2 separate regions of the Homo sapiens genome follow, and region 1 is linked to region 2. Evidence: chromatin contacts called from ENCODE Hi-C data. All regions are on one chromosome and are shown on one strand. The core of a region is the stretch at or near the end of the contact, and the rest is flanking DNA. Distances in the headings are between cores, read along the strand shown. Region 1 holds the start of NBR1 (NBR1 autophagy cargo receptor). Region 2 holds the start of STAT5B (signal transducer and activator of transcription 5B).

What was found. A loop is a pair of places that touch in the nucleus more often than their neighbours do. Pooled maps may share reads with other maps.
Region 1: a loop to region 2 is called in a pooled map, with 12 times the contacts of the local background. The contact joins the promoter of NBR1 here to the promoter of STAT5B in region 2. A Hi-C loop is called at or near these places in 7 of 50 pooled maps.

The regions. Positions count from the first base shown.
Region 1 is chr17:43,169,813-43,172,512 of GRCh38, forward strand. It overlaps NBR1 (NBR1 autophagy cargo receptor), which reads left to right and starts at 1,402. Exons shown (of 21, transcript NM_005899.5): 1 at 1,402-1,490. It overlaps LOC101929767 (a long non-coding RNA gene), which reads right to left and starts at 591. Exons shown (of 2, transcript NR_110868.1): 1 at 314-591. LOC124900391 (a long non-coding RNA gene) reads right to left here and starts at 1,152. Exons shown (of 2, transcript XR_007065760.1): 1 at 604-1,152. It also overlaps a transcript of BRCA1 not described here and the pseudogene BRCA1P1. RefSeq lists enhancers at 223-432, 703-752, 1,003-1,112, 1,433-1,542.
Region 2 is chr17:42,275,111-42,277,810 of GRCh38, forward strand. STAT5B (signal transducer and activator of transcription 5B) reads right to left here and starts at 1,281. Exons shown (of 19, transcript NM_012448.4): 1 at 1,138-1,281. RefSeq lists a silencer at 914-1,523.

The sequences.
Region 1 (2,700 bases), core at 152-2,651, 890 kb after region 2:
AAACCCCACGGCCTGTCCCCCGTCCAGAACGTCTCAGCGAGCTCACGACGCGCAGTCACGTTTTTTTCCCCCCCTCTACACTGCAGATGTGGCTCCCAATGTTGACGTTGGCCAGGACCTTTGCAAACAAGCCAGGCCAAAAAGTTTCAATATTTACACTGGCTGCTTTAATAAGGGCATTGATCTTATCCTCCGTAAAGGTCACCTCATAGTCCTGCAGAATGAGGGCAGAGTAGATGCAGGCAAGCTGGGAGACGGAGGCCATAGCGCGGGCGAGTGTGGGGCTGGGGCTGCCGGACGCGGTGCTACTCACCGGATGAAGTGAGGGTCTCACCCCAACGCGGCCTTAGCTTCCTCGGAAGGACCGAACACCTTGGCGGCAGCCGAGGAAAGGGGTTCCACAGTTTTAATTTATCTGTAATTCCCACGCTTTACTGTTGCCACGGAAACCGCTGAGCAATAGCCTCTCAGAATAGGAAATCAAGACACAGTCAGAGGAAGGGCGGGACAGAAAGAGCCTAGCATCTCTCGGGGCTCTGGGTTGGCCACCCAGTCCTCCCCTGGTGACATAAAAAGAAAGAGACGGAAAAGGAAGAATTCTACCTGAGTTCGCCGTAAAGCGCCCGCCCTCTCGCCTCTACGCTTCCAGTTGCGGCTTATTACGTCACAGTAATTGCTGTACCAAGGTCAGAATCGCCACCTGAGGCCTGAATATCAGCGTAAGATAGTGTCCAAAGCAGTCTTAAGAAGAGGTCCCATTACCCCACTCTTTCCGCCCTAATGGAGGTCTCCAGTTTAGGTAAATAAAAGGATTGTTGGGAGGTGGAGGGAAAGAACTACTATTTCCAACATGCATTGCGGAACGAAAGGCCTTGGCCACACTGTTCCTTGGAAACTGTAGTCTTATGGAGAGGAACATCCAATACCAAAGCGGGCACAATTCTCACGGAAATCCAGTGGATAGATTGGAGACCTCCGCGGGCTTATACATGTCAACAGTAATGGATTGGAGTGTTGTTATGTTCTCCTATCTTGAGAGCAGAGACTAGGCCAAAAAAAGATACCTACAACTCCTAGGAAGACTACGATTCCCATCCAGCCCCACGAGTCTCGGGCAAGTAGTCCTCTAAGGTCAGTGGCCTGCGGGGACGCAGTGGGCGCCGAATTTGCCTGGGGAAGGGGAAATCCGCTCTGGCCCACATCTGCGCACTCCTAGTTCCGCCCCTCAGCCTCAATGTTTGTTATTGTTGTTCGGGTTCAGGTTGCTTCTGCCCCGCCCCATCGACGCAATCTCCACCAATCAATGGCGTGGTCGTTTTGAGGGACAAGTGGTGAGAGCCAATCATCTTGGCGAACACTCGGAGAAACAGGGGACTAGTTACTGTCTTTATCCGCCATGTTAGATTCACCCCACAGGGATAGCGGCAGAGCCGGTAGCGGACGGTCCTTGCATTGGCCTCCGGCAGGCGCCCCCCGGGGGCGGGAAGCTGGTAAGGAAGCAGCTGCGGTTACCTAGGGGTGGGGTCACGTCACGCTAAGAGGGTTTGGGGAAGTTCAAGGGAGGAATCCTGCAAAGAAGAGGGGCGACTTTTTCCGTGTTTCGGGACAGCTAATCTTTTTAGTGACAGGATGAGAGAGCCCTTCATGTTCAGAGGGACCGAGTTGGCGAGAAGCGCCGGAGAGTTGGAGAGTCTGTGGGTCAGAACATCCGGCTTCTACTGATGGAAGGCCACGACTCCCCAGTGGAATGAGGGCCTAGGCAAAGAAAATGAGAGAGCCCTCGGGGTAGTGACACTGTCTTGGGAACATGGAGTGCTAGGAAACGAAAACTGGAAGACTAGGATGAACTCTGCAAGTAAAAAAATGACACTACTTACACATCCTTCTCATCCCATCCTCGTTTTTTCGAGACCTTAAAGAGATCTCCTTGGTTAGGGACCTTCGGTTTTGGAAAGGCACTGTTTTTCCTTTTTGTCAAACACTCAGCTTTCAGGCCACACTTTTTTGAGACAGAGTCTTGCTTTCTCAAAGACCAACCCAGGCTGGGCTTGAACTGCTGAGCTCAAGCGATCCTCGTGCCTTGGCCTCCCAAAGTGCTGGGATTACAGGTATAAGCCACCGCTCCCGGCCTCAGGTCACACATTTTAAAGCCTGGATAACTTGGCTTGTAAAGGCCTCTGGTGGAGACAGTAATCAAAGCTCAGGTTGCCAGGTCTGTTTCATTAAAGGGATTTTGTTGAGGCTGAAAAAAAAATCGACGTGGAGGAAAAGCTAACTTGTGCCAAGCAAAGGTGAGTCAGTGGCATGGACTTACAATAATGCCAGTTATGAAAGCTGAAGGCCTAAGACCCAGCTATCTGACTCTACTGGCTGTAGACCTAAGGGGCAGATAGGGTTAACCATAGCTTTGGTGTTTACACACGTTTAAGATTAATGCTCCTGCTGAAAGAATTTTTTTACATGTCAGCCAAAGAGAGTTCCTTATGAAGACCTGGATATGGTCCAGCCAAGCTAGAATCTCCCACTTCCTGTTTTCTCTTAGTTGGCCCACCAGCTGGAGGAGCTCCAGAGTATCTAAATTTCCAATTGTGTAATTTGAGAAAAAGAGAGGAAGATTCATTTCCTTCACAAGTAGGGAAGTGTGTTTCTTGAAGTTGGAAAGTGATATTTCAGAATACCCACTTTTGGCGGACTGAGTCA
Region 2 (2,700 bases), core at 31-2,530:
GATACTCAACAAACAGCCGTGTCACCTGAGCAGGCCACTTACTCCACCTATCTGGGCCTCAGTTTCCTCATTTGTACAATAAAAGAATGGCATCATCGCTGGGTTCCTTTCCAGCTCTAACATTCTTTGACCCACTTTTGGCACTATTTATTTGATACGAGGTATGGCGGGATCACAGGGACCAAGAAGAAAAGAACTGACTCTGGCTCTTTGGCAAAGAGAGAATCGGTATCTCTTTTAGTCTTTAAAATTCTTGTGCTTTTCATTAATCCCGTCTTTCTAAAAGCTGACACTTGGTTTTCTTCTTTGGCTTTTCCATCACTGCTGGCTACAAGTGTTTGCAACCGCCTCTTGCTCCGTGTGAGTTCTTTCCTCTTTGTTCACCCCGACCATCTTGCCAGATTCCTTTAGCCTCAGACCAGCTTTTGTGATACAACTCCCCTTCCGACTCTCCATATCTACCCCCCGACACCAGGAGCACTTTTAACCCTTTATCCCTGACTAGAAAGAAAAAGCACACTGCATCCCACGGCCACACGCACGAGCCCAGGCCTGGCGGGTCCTGATGTGGGATCCCGCCCCCCAGAGTCTTATCGAAACGTTCGTATTTGTTGTCTTGATTCCTTATAAGGCCCTGTTTCTTGAAGCTTTGCTAATACCCCCCACCGCACCAGGCACCCCCGCAGGCTCATCCCATCCCCGGAGTCCCGGGAACCTCTTTTGAAAGAAAGAAGTTAAAGCAAGGAAGACGGCTGGGGATATTCGGAATTGCAACGTGAAGGTGTGAGGCGGCTGACAGCAGCCCCCTGAGCTCCTATGGGGTCGGCGCGGGGTCCCCACACACCCACTCAGCACACGCGCACGCAGCCTTTAAAGCGCACGCCCCCCGCGGCGCCGCGGCGTTCGCAAGTCCCCCTCGCGCACCCCGCATTGCCCTCAGCCTCCCCGGCAGCCAACCCGGACCCCCTCTCCCCGCGCGCGCCCCTCGCCCAGCGCGCAACCACCGCGGCCCGGGAGTGATGGCGGCGGCGCGGCCCTGACGGGCGGCTGAGCGGCTGGAGCGCGGGCCCCGCCCGGGCTGGCTCCCCGGCCTGGCTCCCCCGGCCCCGGGCCCAGGGCTCGCCCCGCAGCTCCTACCTCGCTCGGCCCCTCGGGCGCCCGCGGCTGCTCCGGCCCAGCTGTCTGGCTTGCCCGCCCGCCCGCTCGCTCCCTCCCTCGGCCGGGCCGCCGCGCGGAGTTGCCTGCGCTGGGTCCCCGCCCGGGGTGACGGCTCCGGCCGCCGACTCTCCTCCCGCCGGGGCCCGCGGGGGCGCGCGCGCCGCTCACGCGCGGAGGCCCAGGGACGCGCGCCGCTGGCAACCCGGAGCGCGCCCCGCTTCCTGGTTCCGCCCGGCGCGCGCTCGCTAGCCCGCTGTCCCTCGCGCCCCCTCCGCGACCGCCCTTGAAGGACCCGGACCCCCTCGGCACACCCGAGGTGGCGGCGCGCTCGGCGGTGCCGGTGCCGGCGCCGCGCGCACCCCCTTTCTGCGGCGGTGGGGTGTCTTCCCGGCTCGGCTCCCTAGCCGACGCCGCACCGCAAGCACATGCTGCTTTGTTTGGGTTGGGTCGACCACCACTAGCAGGGCTAGGGCGCACTGTCGTGGTCGTTTTGGTTGGCCCCCTCCGCGGCCCGCCCACCTCTCTCCCTGGGAGCCCAGGCCCGCGTTCCGGGTCCTCTCCCGCCGAGGCCGAGGTCAGAAGTCCACAGGGGCCCCGATCAATAATTATCCTGGGTTTGCCCCCGGGAGGGCGTCTCAGCCAGGGCTCCTGCCGCCTGCATGGGCACGGCAGGAATTCACATTCGCCCAGGCCGAATTCACCTGTCCGAGTTCCAGGGTGAACCTACGGGGGACGGGGCGCCTGGGGCCGGTTCCCTTCCTGGGAAAATCTGGCTGGCTCCCACCAGTCAGAGCTGCGGGAGGGACTGCTCTCTCTAGAGAAGAAAGAATAAACAGGGTCATCTGTAGGATCCAGGGGAAGGGGGTCCCCCAGATCCTTTCCACGTGCTGAGGAGGGGGTTGCGGTTGTGGGAAGCCAGGCTGAGTCACCCACTCTCCTTTCCTCTGCTACGTCTATCTCCCGGAGCTGGCCAGCGGTTTCCCTGGCAACCCTCCAAGGGCTAGCACTAAAGCAAGACATAGGAAAGCTCCAGAAGCCAAGCTGCAGGGGCCAAAAGAGAGAGAAGGACCCCTCCCGCCCCCACTCAGACACACAGAGCTCCCCTGTGTGTATGCAAAACGTTCATGTCCAGAGATGGCCCAGAGCTGCAAGTTCTCCCATAGTCCTCCCTGGGCAGCTCTTTCCAGCGGCCTTCTCTTCACCTCCAGAATGACACCAGCCACAAAGGTCTCCAGCTGGTCAAAAAACCCTTCTCCGCTACCCAGGCCACTGCTGCAGTCCCATACTCTGGGCCAACACCTGGCACAGTGCTTTGCACAGAGTAGGTTCAGGGAGCTTGGAGGCCAGAGAAGGAAGCAGGAAGCAGGATGGATGCGCCAACCAACCCCGAGCTCTCTGGCAATCTCCCTGACAGTTACTGCCCATGATGTTTTGACACTCAGGTGCTCCATGTTCTCCATATTTCTCTTTTATCTTTTCTTTTTCTTTTCTTTTTTTTTTTTTTTGAGACGGAGTCTCTCTCTGTTGCCCAGGCTGGAGTGA